2 separate regions of the Homo sapiens genome follow, and region 1 is linked to region 2. Evidence: read pairs that join two places in POLR2A ChIA-PET (ENCODE). Cell type or tissue: PC-9. All regions are shown on one strand. Links, peaks and the distances in the headings refer to the core of each region. The heading gives the core; the rest is flanking DNA. Region 1 has its middle 20 kb from the start of MNX1-AS1. Region 2 has its middle 55 kb from the start of DNAJB6.

Region 1 (2,911 bases), core at 130-2,629, 250 kb before region 2:
CAAGCTGTATTTAAAATAATGCATTGCTTTAAAACAATTAATTAAATCTATATTGAGCATCTTGTCCACATGAGAGGGAGAACACACATCCTGCACTGAGGCAAGCTAACTCCATTTCCAACCAGAGATTCCGAAGACTAGCTAAGGCCACCTCTTGAAGAGAGAGCGCAGGATTTCAATTAAGCTTTTATAAATAACATATGGGAATTACCTGGAAGACACTGCCCTCCCCTTCCCCATGGCTACCTTCCTAGGTGCCTAGAGACCTGGACACCCTAGGTTGGGATTTATTGATTTAGTTAAGGAGCAATTTAGGAAACCTTTTATTAACATACTCTCGTCATCAGCATCACTGTCACCTTTCCATCATTCTGAGTGATCACCACTCTACACTTATTGTTTGTTAGTGAATCTTTCATACTTAGATCACCTAAGGGGAAATGCTTGCTGGGCTCCTCCACAGACAGAAAATATGCAGAGGAATCATGGCACAACTTACATACATCAAAACAGCGCTCCTTTTAATTGATGGCCTATAGCTTAAGAGAGAGAGTTGGCTGGGCACGGTGGCTCACACCTGTAATCCCAGCACTTTGGGAGGCCGAGGCAGGCGGATCACAAGGTCAGGAGATCGAGACCATCCTGGCTAACATGGTGAAACCCCGTCTCTACTAAAAATACAAAAAATTAGCCGGGCGTGGTGGCGGGCGCCTGTAGTCCCAGCTACTCAGGAGGCTGAGGCAGGAGAATGGCGTGAACCCGGGAGGCGGTGCTTGCAGTGAGCCGAGATTGCGCCACTGCACTCCAGCCTGGGCGACAGAGTGAGACTCTGTCTCAAAAAAAAAAAAAAAAAGAAAGAAAAAAAAGAGAGTTTGCCTTCCCCAAACTATTATAAAACATTTTTAGATGATAAAGGGCATCAGATGCAGAAGATAAAATGTTTAACACATAGGACCTCATTCAGACCATGAATATAGAGCTATAGGTAGTTGTAAGCTCCTAGGAATATTTGATGGGAAATATATTGATAATACAATTATTCTTTTGAAAGGGACTGTAATGATGGCGAATTTCATTTAATAAATTAATAAGAACCATTTGATTCAAACATGAGCCTTTTAATGATACACAGAGTTAATAATATCTGTCTTGCCACCTAAAGAGGTTTTTTTTTTTTTTTTTTTTTCTGAGATGGAGTCTCGCTCTGTTGCCCAGGCTGGAGTGCAGTGGCACAATCTCAGCTCACTGCAAGCTCCACCTCCCAGGTTCACACCATTCTCCTGCCTCAACCTCCCGAGTAGCTGGGACTACAGGTGCCAGCCACCGTGCCCAGCTAATTTTTTGTATTTTTAGTAGAGACGGGGTTTCACTGTGTTAGCCAGGATGGTCTCAATCTCCTGACCTCATGATCCACCCGCCTCAGCCTCCCGAAGTGCTGGGATTACAGGCGTGAGCCACCATGCCCGGCCCTAAAGAGGTTTTAAAAGACTGCATCGAGCGATCCACAATTGAGCACCTATCTGCCGTTTATTTTTTATTTTTTGAGAAAAAGTCTTGCTCTGTCACCCAGGTTGGAGTGCAGTGGCACGATCTTGGCTCACTGCAACCTCCGCCTCCTGGGTTCAAGCGATTCCCCTGCCTCAGCCTCCTGAGTAGCTGGGACTATAGGTGCCCACCACCATGCTCGGCTAATTTTTGTATTTTTAGTAGAGACGGTGTTTCACCATGTTAGCCAGGATAGTCTCTATCTCCTGACCTCATGATCCACCCACCTCAGCCTCCAAAAGTGCTATCTGCCCTTTATTAATGCAATGTTGGTTTTTATATTAAAACACATTTAAGTGTAGTCTCTGAAAATATTAAAGAAAAACAAATGTAAAATAATGCTGCAATATCCTTATCTTATAGTTGTGAATAAAAATATATAATTTTCCAAAAAATATGACTTTTTCTTTTTTATTAAATTACATTAATAAATCATTTATTTTTGAGACAGAGCCTCATTCTGTCACCCAGGCTGGAGTGCAGTGGTGCGATCACGGCTCACTGCAGTCTTGACCTCCTGGGCTCAAGCGATTCTCCCACCTCCACCTCCCAAAGTGCTGGGATTGCAGGCATGAGCCACTGTGCCTGGCCAAAATGTGGCTTTTAAAATTTTAGGACTCCGTTGCAAAATAGAAATATAAATGACCAAATCTGTGTTAAAGAGTCTCAGAACAGGATCTTAGAAGTTAGTGATGTGTGCGAAGAAGGTGAGAACACGCATGTCTGTGTTTCCTATACAGCCTGGGCGTTGTGTCATTGCTGTGGGGAGAAGTGCAGCTTGGGAGAGGGAGCCTGGCTTTGAAGCCAGGCAGGTCTAGGTCCCAGTGGCTGTCACTGCAGGTTGTGATGGGACCTCGGACAAGCTCGCCAATCCTTCTTAGCATCAGTTTCCTTATCTTATCTGTAAATGGAGATGATATGTGTCAGTCCTAACGGGGATGCTGGGAACATTGAAAATACATCGGAACACCCAGCACATCATGAGAATGTACACTCGCTGGCTCACCTCGCTCTCCTGGCAGGATATGTTCTATTTTCTATGAATTTATTGTAGCTGATGGTGGTGGTGGGAATCTGTACGGGTATGTGTGCCTAAAAACTGAAATTGGAAACCAGAAGCTAAAGCTATTTGTCTTAACTCCACGCCAGACTGTGGTCAAAGCACATTGGTCAAAGCACATTGCCTCATCTACTCCTCATATTTCCATGAGTTGATTCTATAGTTGCCCCATTTTACAGATCAAGAGACTGAGGCTCAGAGAAATGAGATGACCTGTCTAAAATCACCTGCCTGGCTGGACGCGGTGACTCATGCCTGTAATCCAGCACTCTGGGAGGCCAAGGCAGCAGATCACTTGAGGTCAGG
Region 2 (2,911 bases), core at 99-2,598:
TAGGAGACCAAGGCCGGAGGATGGCCTGGGGCCTCAAGTTCAAGACCAGCCGGACAGCACAGCAAGACCCTGTCTCCACAAAAATAAAAAAATTGGGCCAGGAGTGGTGGCTCACTTTGGGAGGTCGTGGCAGGCAGATCATGAGGTCAGGAGTTCAAGACCAGCCTGGCTGACGTGGTGAAACCCCATCTCTACTAAAAATGTAAAAAATTAGCCGGGCGTGGTGGTGTGCACCTGTATTCCCAGCTACTCAGGAGGCTGAGGCAGGAGAACCACTTGAACCCAGGAGGTGGAGGTTTCAGTGAGCCGAGATTGCACCACAGCACTCCAGCCTGGGCCACAGAGTGAGACTCAAAAAAAAAAAAAAATAGCCGGTGTGGTAGTGCGTCATGCAGCCTCATCCAGCCTCTGAGGAACTGCAGAGACAGAGGGCAGATGGTTCAGAGGTGCAGGCCGGGGTTGGCTCACCTGCCAGCGGCTCCGGGCCCCAACCTCCTTGGCAGCCTCTGCCTCACCTGCTCACGCGGCCCTCGGGCAGCCCAGGCTGTGGGCACCAAGGGGTCCTGCCGGCTTCTCAGGCAGCAGAGTCCTCCGGGTCCTGAGTGTGGTGTGCCTTGGGAACATGCGGGAGGCAGAGAAGAACAGGAAGGGATTGAAACCGCTCCCTCCACCCACTCCTGCCCGAGGCACCAGAGGCAGCCTCAAAAAAAGCAAAAGGTCCAGCCTTCTGTGGATCTCAGGGATGCAGGAGGGGAGGCCAGGGTGGGGACAAAGGCGGGGACCAAAAAGCCGTGTGGGTTCTAGAACATTCCTAGCTGGGCCTTGATCCGTGGCACCGTCGAGGGGTGTGGCCCCTCCGGGGAGGCTGGAGAGGTGAGCTGCAGTCAGGAACCGACGGGCCCCTCTGCGGGCACTGAAGGCCAAAGATCTGACTATCAGCCTCTGGCCACAGGGCTGGGTGGCCCAGGGCCCCCACAGCATGAGGGTTCAGGGAGGAATGGCAGAAACCCCCCGCTGGGAACCAGGAGACCCCCAGCTCATCACTCCCTGATCTTGGGCACGCTGTCCTCAGCCCTTCCTGTGCCTCAGTTTCCCCTCTGTGACATGGAGATGGGAGGTTTGTTGTGAGGATTTGTGATGGTGAATCTGGGCCAAAGCTGTGGTAGCCCTGCAGGGAGGACCCCGAGGACCCCACTCACCTGGAGAGGCTGGCCGCCTGGCATTTGCAGGGCTAGGGCTAGGGCTGGGCCAGGGGACTGGCGGCTGCTCATCCTGAAGGTTCCTCCTGGCACCTGCCCCTGGTGAATCAGGGCTGCAGCCCGGCCTGGGCCTCAGGCTCTGTGACCTAATGGAACTGTCTCAATATTTTCTGCAGCTTCTGCGGTGCTGCCTGGACGCGGCCCACAGGGAGGTGGCCTGGCCACACGGAGGCTGTTTGTGAACCGATGCCAGGCACACCCTCCCCCAGGCACGAGTCTCCCCTCTGGCCTCATCCCTGCCCCACCCCACACTCAGGGAACCCCCTCCCTGTCTTTAAGGCTGATTTCCTCGGTGCGTTCCCCGGGCTGCGTGGGCCATGGCGGATAACCCGCCTGACCCCTTCCACTCGGCTGTCGGTACCCACCTGTCAGCCCCACCTGCGTGTCCCCCTGGAAGGCAGGGCCCGAGTCTCACCCACTCTGCACGTCAGGGCCTCACCCAGCAGCAATAAATGTTTGTTGAATGAACAAGGAGGCTAATACAGCCGGGGCGGGGCTGGGGGGGTGGGTGATCAGCAGGAAACAGTGATGACCGGGCCTCGGGAAGGAGCCGTGGTTACTCCCAGCAGGTGGGACCCTGCAGTCAGCCCAGATTCCTCACGGCTCCACCCTCAGGATTGGGGAAGGAGAAATCAGAATTCCTGGGAATTATCAGAAATTCTTACAATCATACGTTAGTCTGTATTCGCCCTATAACATGTTATTTTCATGTTTTTATGTAATATTGACTGGCCATCATGATAAGAGTAAACGATTTTCTGTGATAGAATCATACTAAACTTTTCGGGGCTTTTCTATTTTAAGAAGATTTAATAATAAATGTGTGGTTCAGTGTGATTTAAAACAGATCTGGAGGCCGGGCGCGGTGGCTCAAGCCTGTAATCCCAGCACTTTTGGAGGTGGAGGCAGGTGGATCACCTGAGGTCGGGAGTTGGAGACCAGCCTGGCCAACATGGTGAAACCCCATCTCTACTAAAAATACAAAAATTAGCAAGGCGTGGTGGCATGTGCCTGTAATCCCAGCTACTCAGGAAGCTGAGGCAGGAGAATCACTTGAACCCAGGAGGCAGAGGTTGCAGTGAGCCAAGATCACGCCGCTGCACTCCAGCCTGGGCAACAGGGTGAGACTCCATCTCAAAAACAAAAAAAAAAACAAAAAAAAAACCAGATCTGTACACGTGCAGGTTTCTTATAGGTAATAAAAATAAAATAAAAATAATAAACAATAAATAGGCGAGGCACGGTGGCTCACGCCTACAATCCCAGCACTTTGGGAGGTCAAGGTGGGCAGATCATGAGGTCAGGAGTTCCAGACCAGCCAGACCAACATGGTGAAATACTGTCTCTACTAAAAATACAAAAATTAGCTGGGTGCAGTGACTCACGCCTGTAGTCCCAGCTACTCAGGAGGCTGAGGCAGGAGAATTGCTTGAACCTGGGAGGCGGAGGTTGCAGTGAGTTGAGATGGGGCCACTGCACTCCAGCCTGGGTGACAGAGCAAGACTCCATCTCAAAAAAAAAATTAAAATTAAAATAAATAAAATAAAATAATAAATAAATAAAACAGATCTGGCTATGAGCCACTGGATTGCCTTTATCTTTCTTAAAATACTTCCGATGTTTATCAAGCTCTTTATTCACGATTATGGAGA

The links. ChIA-PET counts read pairs that join two places held together with the same protein. Peaks named below come from ENCODE experiments on the same cell type or tissue, not always from the same donor. Only the 100,000 strongest peaks of a DNase experiment are listed, where the experiment ranks them.
Region 1: POLR2A ChIA-PET joins it to region 2 with 8 read pairs; 1 of 35 experiments calls an interaction of 5 or more read pairs at or near these places.

What each region holds. Positions count from the first base shown.
Region 1 is chr7:157,029,520-157,032,430 of GRCh38, forward strand. No RefSeq gene overlaps it. Among named protein-coding and RNA genes, the nearest start is that of MNX1-AS1, 20 kb to the left of the region's middle. In PC-9, for the core only: no CTCF peak of the experiment used is centred there; no DNase peak of the experiment used is centred there.
Region 2 is chr7:157,280,945-157,283,855 of GRCh38, forward strand. No RefSeq gene overlaps it. Among named protein-coding and RNA genes, the nearest start is that of DNAJB6, 55 kb to the right of the region's middle. RefSeq lists an enhancer at 1,054-2,007. In PC-9, for the core only: no CTCF peak of the experiment used is centred there; DNase peaks (open chromatin) are centred at 1,347 and 1,759; H3K4me3 peaks cover 397 bases; H3K27ac peaks cover 1,752 bases.